Linked DNA regions of Homo sapiens: all the other regions are linked to region 3. The links are chromatin contacts, found by Hi-C or POLR2A ChIA-PET in ENCODE. All regions are on one chromosome and are shown on one strand. The core of a region is the stretch at or near the end of the contact, and the rest is flanking DNA. Distances in the headings are between cores, read along the strand shown. Region 1 holds the start of RCAN1 (regulator of calcineurin 1). Region 2 overlaps ITSN1 (intersectin 1). Region 3 has its middle 16 kb from the start of KCNE2.

The links. A loop is a pair of places that touch in the nucleus more often than their neighbours do. ChIA-PET counts read pairs that join two places held with the same protein, here RNA polymerase II (POLR2A). Pooled maps may share reads with other maps.
Region 1: a pooled map shows a loop between it and region 3 (2.9-fold over the local background). The contact joins the promoter of RCAN1 here to the enhancer-like site in region 3. A Hi-C loop is called at or near these places in 1 of 168 maps with a recorded cell type or tissue (CD4-positive, alpha-beta T cell) and 4 of 50 pooled maps.
Region 2: a pooled map shows a loop between it and region 3 (2.9-fold over the local background). The contact joins two enhancer-like sites. A Hi-C loop is called at or near these places in 5 of 50 pooled maps. POLR2A ChIA-PET finds 5 or more read pairs at or near these places in 4 of 52 experiments (BJ, K562, OCI-LY7 and 1 more).

Annotation. Positions count from the first base shown.
Region 1 is chr21:34,613,695-34,616,394 of GRCh38, reverse strand. It overlaps RCAN1 (regulator of calcineurin 1), which reads left to right and starts at 1,282. Exons shown (of 4, transcript NM_004414.7): 1 at 1,282-1,635. The coding sequence starts at 1,384. RefSeq lists silencers at 1,048-1,477, 1,668-1,767.
Region 2 is chr21:33,893,626-33,896,325 of GRCh38, reverse strand. ITSN1 (intersectin 1) reads right to left here. Exons shown (of 40, transcript NM_003024.3): 40 at 1-2,700. Among named protein-coding and RNA genes, the nearest start is that of ATP5PO, 21 kb to the left of the region's middle. RefSeq lists enhancers at 271-856, 857-1,443. Within about 2 kb of position 1,430, at least 4 of the 41 ENCODE cell types and tissues checked have a DNase peak (open chromatin) inside an H3K27ac peak, as active enhancers do.
Region 3 is chr21:34,346,627-34,349,326 of GRCh38, reverse strand. No RefSeq gene overlaps it. Among named protein-coding and RNA genes, the nearest start is that of KCNE2, 16 kb to the left of the region's middle. Within about 2 kb of position 1,251, at least 2 of the 41 ENCODE cell types and tissues checked have a DNase peak (open chromatin) inside an H3K27ac peak, as active enhancers do.

The DNA.
Region 1 (2,700 bases), core at 33-2,532, 270 kb before region 3:
TAGTGATTTTGGGGGCCCAAGATTTCCCTTTCACAGTATGACGGTTCCAATTTCTTCACATCCTCATATCATATTCTATTTTATGAGTTATCTCTAGATGGGTATTATTATTCCTCTTGGGTTTAGCTCCCTGAGGACACAAACTGTCCTAAGACTATGATAATAGTAATCATAGAACCGTGCACATGGCAAGTTCTGAATAAATCTCAGCTGTTGGATATACTTTTTGTTATAATTACTAACACTTCCTAACTAGAGAGTAAGCCTACTCTAAGAAAAAATATAACTGTAATTTCACAACCTCCAAAGAACCCAGTGCATAAACAGCTACCATTTATTAAGCACTGACTGAATTCTTAGTAATATGTCTTCATTTTTTTCAGATGAGGAAACTAAGATTCAGCTTATTTGTACAAGTAGTTAAAAAGCAAAGCTGAAATTCAGACCCAAGTTCTCACTGTATCATACTGTCCAAAAAAGAATTCTATTTTTCAGGAAGAGACATGTCTGCTCACTTGAGGTCCTCTTATTTTTCCGCTATTCCCCAAAGGAAAGGGGTGATCTCTTAATTCTTTCGTTATGTCCTATTGTACATAGCATATAATGGTAATTCAGAAAAATTACTTCTAATTACATAAATTTTCACAATGGTATAGTGACTAATACGCTGAAATAGAAAAGTAAGGCATTGTTATCATGGTCTAGTTCAGTCTTTATTGCGACTATATCTGATAATATACGGTAAGCATCTAACCACTTGCCAGGGGCCACAGAGCCACAGGGAGACTATGTCTCGCTTAAATTCCCAAAAGTGGGCCCCTGTGCTTCAAAACGTCCCCGCATGGGAACCACAAAAACGTTGCCTCCCCAGTTATCACCCCAAGGGCCCAAGAGCCGAGGACTCTGCCCGGCGTCCTTCAGCTGGCACCAGCTGTCAGAAAAGCGGAACTGGGGACGAGGACTTTGCCCCTAACCAACATGGCCGCCCTGAGGCTTCGGGCTTCGGGCGGCAGAAGGAAGGTCACGTGAAGAGAATTCCGTTCCTTTATTGGCCCCGTCTCCTGGAAGGGCGGGGTACAATAACCCAACCGGCGCCGGCCTTAAAGGGGCCACCGTTGGATCTGCCGGTGGCCGGCCCTAGGGGCTGGGGGGGCGGTCGCCGCGCCGGGCTTCTGCCCCTCCCGCGCGGAACGGTGACGGGCGGGGCTGGCGCTGGGAGGCCGTGTCGCTGGGAGACTGCTGACAGCCCGCCGCCTGCCGCCGCGCGATTCCGAGGGGGTTAACGGCGGAGCCGCCGGCCGGGCGCGGACCGGAGCGCGTGAGGCTCCGGCGCGCAAGCCCGGAGCAGCCCGCTGGGGCGCACAGGGTCGCGCGGGCGCGGGGATGGAGGACGGCGTGGCCGGTCCCCAGCTCGGGGCCGCGGCGGAGGCGGCGGAGGCGGCCGAGGCGCGAGCGCGGCCCGGGGTGACGCTGCGGCCCTTCGCGCCCCTCTCGGGGGCGGCCGAGGCGGACGAGGGCGGCGGCGACTGGAGCTTCATTGACTGCGAGATGGAGGAGGTGGACCTGCAGGACCTGCCCAGCGCCACCATCGCCTGTCACCTGGACCCGCGCGTGTTCGTGGACGGCCTGTGCCGGGTGAGGACCGCGCCGGGCGGGCCGTCGGGGCGGAGGGCGGACACTTGTTGCCCGAGGAGGCGGCGCGGGTCGCAGCGCCCAGTCCCGGCCGCGCGCGGGGCGGGGAGGCAGCGACGTCCCCCGGGCTGCTCGGCCGCGGACCCGTCAGGGCTGGGGCGTGGGGACGGCGCCCCGAGGGTCCCGGTCCCCTAGCACCCCCGGGGCGCGCGGAGCTCACTGCAGAGTCCCACAGGCTCGCCCCGGCCCCCGTGTGCGCCCAGGCTGGTGCGACTAGGGGGGTGAATTCGCTCCCCAAGGTGGGGCAGCGCCGCCGCCCCCTGCGCTCTCGCCATCGCCCCGCATTTACTCGCTGGAGGAGGGGGTCACCTCATTCCTAGGGAGGAGGAAACAGACATTGAGCGGCGACGTGACTCAGTGTTCATAAATAGGACGACGTCCCTGCATTCCCAATCTGCACTATTGGAAGAAAAGCCAATGTTTGGGTGAGGATCCGTGGTTGCTCATTAGCCAGCGGCTGGCCAGTTTTGGTGGAATTGTGTTGGGGGGAAGGGGACCATCTTTCAGACCTTTAGGATATTTAGTCAAGAACCTTGCCCCCTTGTGTGAAGGTGTGGCTTGCCGCCATCGGGGACACCCAGTACATGGGGAGTCGACTCCTTCCCCCGCCTCCCCCCACCCCCGCAAAATCCACACAATTTAGACACTTTGGAGGGTGAGGGGCAGGTATGAGTAATCAATAATGGTGGTGGGGAGGAAGAATTTATTTCAAATCTGCAGTTATTGTGCAGAATAAAATGTGGACAACGTGGGCGTCACAGAATGAAACCGGTCTTTGAGAGATGCCCCATTAGGAGAGCAGCTGTCAAAAAAAGCAGTGCTTTCAGCGCTTGGCTGTGGGTCCACAAATGCTGTCAATGAACTATAGTTGAAGGCTGCTGCCAATACAACACCACTGTGAAACAGAATGGTGTATGTAAGTGTCATTTATTTATAATTTATATGTTCACTTACTTTCTGAAAGGAATTACAATGGCCGTGTGCTTAGGTAAGCTTCCAGGCATGCTT
Region 2 (2,700 bases), core at 181-2,680, 450 kb after region 3:
AGGAAGGGTTTTATTTCCAAGCAGTGAGCTCAATGGTAAAGGCTCACAGCTGCTTGACGCCCTGTGGCCCATCCTGAACTGGGAGCCCAGAGCTCCTGCCACCACCGGCAACCCCCTCTCCAGCCTTGGGGTACAGCTGTGAACTAGGGGCTCGGTTCCACACCCACTAGCTAGTCCAGGCCATTTGTGCTTTTAGGAAATAAATGCAGACGTTTAGAAAAGTGTATCCGCGCAGCTTGCCACAGCCTGCCGGGAGACCTTTCAAAGTAAGAAGACCTAAGACAGAGCCCATCAGCTTCGGGAACCAGCAGAGAACAGTGTGGTCAGGGCCGGCCTCCTGGGTGTGCTGCCTGGCAGCCACAAGGGGCTATGCACTCAGAAGGGACCTGAGCTTGGCTTAATGCTCTCCTCTCACTGTCTAGAAATGCTTCATCACCTGAACAAGGGGCCTCGCATTTTCATTTTGCACTCTGTCCGCAAACCACGCGACTAGTCCTGACCAGGATGACAGGACTGTGGAGCAACGTATTTCCTGTTTCCCTCTCCAAGGCACAGAGCCATGCATCCCCCTAGGTGTGGGTAGGTACACACGCATGCGCACACATGCACGCACACGCACGCGCACACACATACACATATGCACGCACACACAAACATGCACATGCATACACGCACATACACACGCACACACACGCACACACACAAATACGCACACACGCACAAACACATGCACTCACAAACATGCACACACGCACACATACACGCACACACATGCGTGCACACACACGTAGACACACACACATGCACACACAAACACGCGCACGCACACACATGCATGCACGCAAACCCATGCACACACACGCACACGTGCACGCACAAACACATACATGCACACGCACGCACAAACACGCATGCACACACCACGCACTGAGCTGCTGCGTCCCACCAACAAAAATTCCCTTCCACCTAAAATTCCAGAAGTCAAAGTCTACAAGTAGAGACTGTAATCCAATCCCAATAGAGCACACCGTAACTCCTAGAACGCTTGCTGGGGAGCAGGGCCTCCTCCAGGTCACCTGCCCTGCAGTCCACCCAGCCGACAGACACTAAAGCTGATGCAGAAAGGGTGGGAAGCCTGAGGACCTCCGTGCAGCCCCAGCCTCAGCGGCAGGGAAGAGCAAGGTCTCACTGGAGACCCCTGGCGCGCTAGGCTTGAACCCTAGGCTCGCCGCGAGCTTCCTTCCCACCCAGCCTTCGGTCTCTGCCAGGCCCACATTCCTAGCTCTGAGTCCGTTTTCCTGTCTTCCCCTACACCCCACATCACCAATAACTCCTTCTGCGATCTACACAAGAGCAATGCCTAGCAGCTGCGGTAGGTGGAGCCGGCACCTTGAAATCTGCCAGTGAAAACAGCGAGTTTCCTCCTCCTACAGGGAGACCCTCCACCCCCGCCGGTGACAGTGCACAGAATGGCAGCGGCTGCTGCTCACCCAACGCTGCAAAGCCACTACACCCTTTCTTTGGTTCCTGTCTGCCTGAGGCCCCCATTCTGTTTAGATACAGGAACGGCAGGAAATAAGAGATTTGAGTTAAAAAAGAGAAATGCAAAAGCGAAGAGAAGCAGAGTCGCACAGGAATGTTATTCTTTCAAAAGATAAAAGTATAAAACCAGAACTTCTGGAAGAAGAAAATACGCATTCTTACCACTGCCTAAAAAGAAACCTTAGTTTCTGGTTAATCCTCAGGAAATATCAGAGAAATGCTGATTTTTTTTTTTTCAAGGCTGACCAAAAAGTCCACTTCTGAACACAGCTTTATCTGGTGGGCTTTGAATACTAAAATATTCATACTAGGCAGATGATAGTAACAATATAGGCTGGTATAGAAAATCGAACAGAATCCTATTAAAACACAACTCACAAAACACCCCTGACATCCAATAAGGGGAAACTGACCCTGAAATTTGACAAGCACACATAGTGTCAGAAAAATTATGATGTGGGTGTAATATGGCTCCCCCAGGGCCAGGGTAAAGAGGGTTCCTTTGAATGGAGGAACTGATTGAGGCTGCATGGAACTAAAGAAGTTATTGGGAGGTGGATATGAACTCTTTTATAAGCGTTGGGTCTTATTTTAATGACTTAAAGTTAGTTTGCCATCAAAAGCAATGGCAAAAACCGCAATCACTTTTGCACCAACCTAATCCAATTAGGCTTGCTTGAATGCCACCAAGGCAGGCCCGTCCAGCTGCCGCCCAGCTTCTAGGAGGGTGGCCTGGACCAGGATGGGGACTCCCTAAATGAACAGTGCATTAACTACTAAGATGTTTCTGAGAGATCACAACCCAGAGATGGACTGTCTAGTGTGTCTTGGTGTCTGGGTTTTAATGCTCCCAAGACAGACAGCTGTTAGATGTCTTCTGTCTTTCATGTGGACTAAGTTTCCATGCCTATCAGGAATAGATTTTTTTTTTTCTGGCTCCTACAGATATAAGGTTATGTATCTTACTTGATCCTGATGAAATGCAGACATATCCTGGATCTGATACAGTGCAGGCTGAGGAAACAGGAATTCTAGAACTTTCCTTTCCTCTAGCTCAAATAAACTGTGTTCCAAGTACAAAGAAGCAGGATCCAGAGGAAGCTGTGGGGCGCCATTAAGTTGACCAGCCAATTACTTCCTCCGTGTCAGGTCTAACCA
Region 3 (2,700 bases), core at 2-2,501:
TTCAGATTCTCATGTGTCTCGACTGTTCAAGCAACCCTGCATTATCCACTCTCAGGAAATTACTGGTGGCAGCAAAGTTCAAGTGCAATCTGAACCTACAGCCCACAGCCAGCACTTTCAGGTTCACCCTGCCCATCAGTAACGTCAGCAGCCATTGCTACCAGCTCAGCTACTCCCATTTATTGAGCAACTCCTGAGTGCCAGGCAATGTGCAAGAAACCTTATTTATTTATTTATTTATTTATTTATTTATTTAAAGTAATAGCTTCTTGTAAAAAAAACTTATATTTTAGGTTTGGGGGTACACGTGCAGGGGTTGTTATATAGATAAACTTGTGTCATGGGGGTTTGTTGTAAAGATTATTTTGTCACCCAGGTACTAAGCCTAGTATCCAATAGTTGTCTTTCCTGCTCCCCTCCCTCCTCCCACCATCCACCCTCAAGTAGGCTCCCGTGTCTGTTGTTCCCCTCCTTGTGTCCATCGGTTCTCACCATTTAGCTTCCACTTATAAGTGAGAACACACGGTATCAGGTTTTTGGTCCCTGTGTTAGTTTGCTAAGGATAATGGCCTCCAGCTCCATCCATGTTCCTGCAAAGGACTTGATCTTGTTCTTTTCTGTGGCTGCGTAGTATTTCATGGTGTAAGAAACTTTATATACCATGGCTCTGGTTTTATGCCAACCCTGCAAGGTAGTTACAAAGAACCTCATCTGACAGCTGAGAAAAAAAGGCTACAAAAACTCATACTCTGAATGAAAAGTTTTGGACAAGAGGACCCAGGTTCTTTTGCACAACTCACAATTCAAAAATGCATAAAATATTGCTTTTGGTGATAGAAATGGCCTTTGCTGCCTTTTTTTTTTTTTTTTTTTTTTTTTTTTTTTTTTTTTGAGACAGGGTCTCACTCTATCACCCAGGCTGGAGTGTAGTGTTGCAGTCAGGGCTCACTGCAGCCTTGACCTCCTGGGCTCAACAGATCCTCCCACCTCAGCCTGGCACGCGCCACCACGCCTAATTTTTGTATTTTTTGTAGAGATGGGATGTCGCCATGTTGTCCAGGCTGGTCTCCAACTCCTGGGCTCAAGCGATCCTCCTGCCTCGGCCTCCCAAAGTGCTAGGATTACAGGCGTGAGCCACCGCGCCTGGCCTTCTGCCACTGGCTAAGCTTAAAATGCGCGATGTGTTTCTCTCTTCCTGGGTTCTGTACCTGAAATTTGGGTAGCTGCCGCCAGGTGGCGCCAAATCTGAGCTTTATTAATCCAAGGGACCAGCTACACTTTGCCAGAGCCCTCAACTGATCTGACATCACGGTGCATGCTTCCAGACTAACTATGACATTTCTAGCACAGTAAGCTCTTTATTAAAATAGCAGACATCCTTGCTTCCTTGAAAATCATTAACTATTAACATCTGCACGTCTTTCTAAAAAGGATACACTTTACAGCAACCGGTAAAGAAATACAACATCTAGGTATAACATTAAACTTTTCTTACTAAACATTATTTTAAACCGCTGCTTATTCTAACTTCACCTGTTCTGAACACAGATGCTCTTGGGAAATGGATGTGTTCAGACCCTTACAGCATTTGGAGTGATTAAAAGCCATGCATTTCTTTGCAGTTATCTGTGCAGATGAAGTTAAAATGTATCAGTAGCTTTGTTTAATGCCAGGTTTGTTCGAGAATGTTTTAAGAATGTAAGCCCTTTTGTTTTGATTGTCAATGCCCATTTTCTCATAACTCATTAATTTCCCTCTATTTCTTTCTACATGGGTAGATTATTTTCTTTTTCTTCATTCTCCCATAAAAGGAGAAAAATAACTGCTCATATATGCTTCATGTCCCAGTGACCTCTCATGGTTATTTTTCCTAGTTTGGATAGTTCCTACACAGGAGTTTTCTTCCTCGTTCTCTTTTCTTTGAATTTTAAGTAGGGTGGCCAATTTGCACTAGTTTGCCTGAGAACTTTTCCATCCTGTGTCCTGAGTATCCCATTAGTCCCAGGCAAAGCAGGATGGCTTGTGACCCTAGCTTTCGGTTAGAGCAAAAGTTAGCCTACACTGAATTTAAGATGCAGATTCAACTTCAACCACTGTAACAGGCTTCATTGTCAGTCACAGACCTATTTTTCATTCATTCCTTCAGCAAATCCACTCTGCCATCCCAAATCCATCTCAGTGACTCTTAACAAGTCCATCTTTCATTGCAGGTTTTTTGTTTGTTTGTTTGTCTGATTTTTAAGGTGTAGTCTCGCTCTGTCTCCCAGGCTAGAGTGCAGTGGCGCGATCTCGGCTCACTGCAACCTCCACCTCCTGGATTCAAGTGATTCTCTGTCTCAGCCTCCCGAGTAGCTGGAATTACAGGTGTGAACCACGACGCCCGGCTAATTTTCATATTTTTAATAAAGATGGGGTTTCAGCATGTTAGCCAGGCTGATGGCGAACTCCTGGCCTCAAGTGATCTGCCGGCCTTGGCCTCTCAAAGTTCTGGGATTACACGTGTGAGCCACCATGCCCGGCCTCGCTGCAGTTTTTTGACACCAATGATTTGTGTTAAACATCTTCTCAGGCCCACAGTGCTGAACACAGAATCTAATCTCAATAGATGCTTCATTAATGGTTATTAAATGAAAGGAAAAAGTGGGCACCCCTCTTTTCCTTGGGGCTACTGCTGCCCTCACTCCAGAGCCTTAAAAGCCT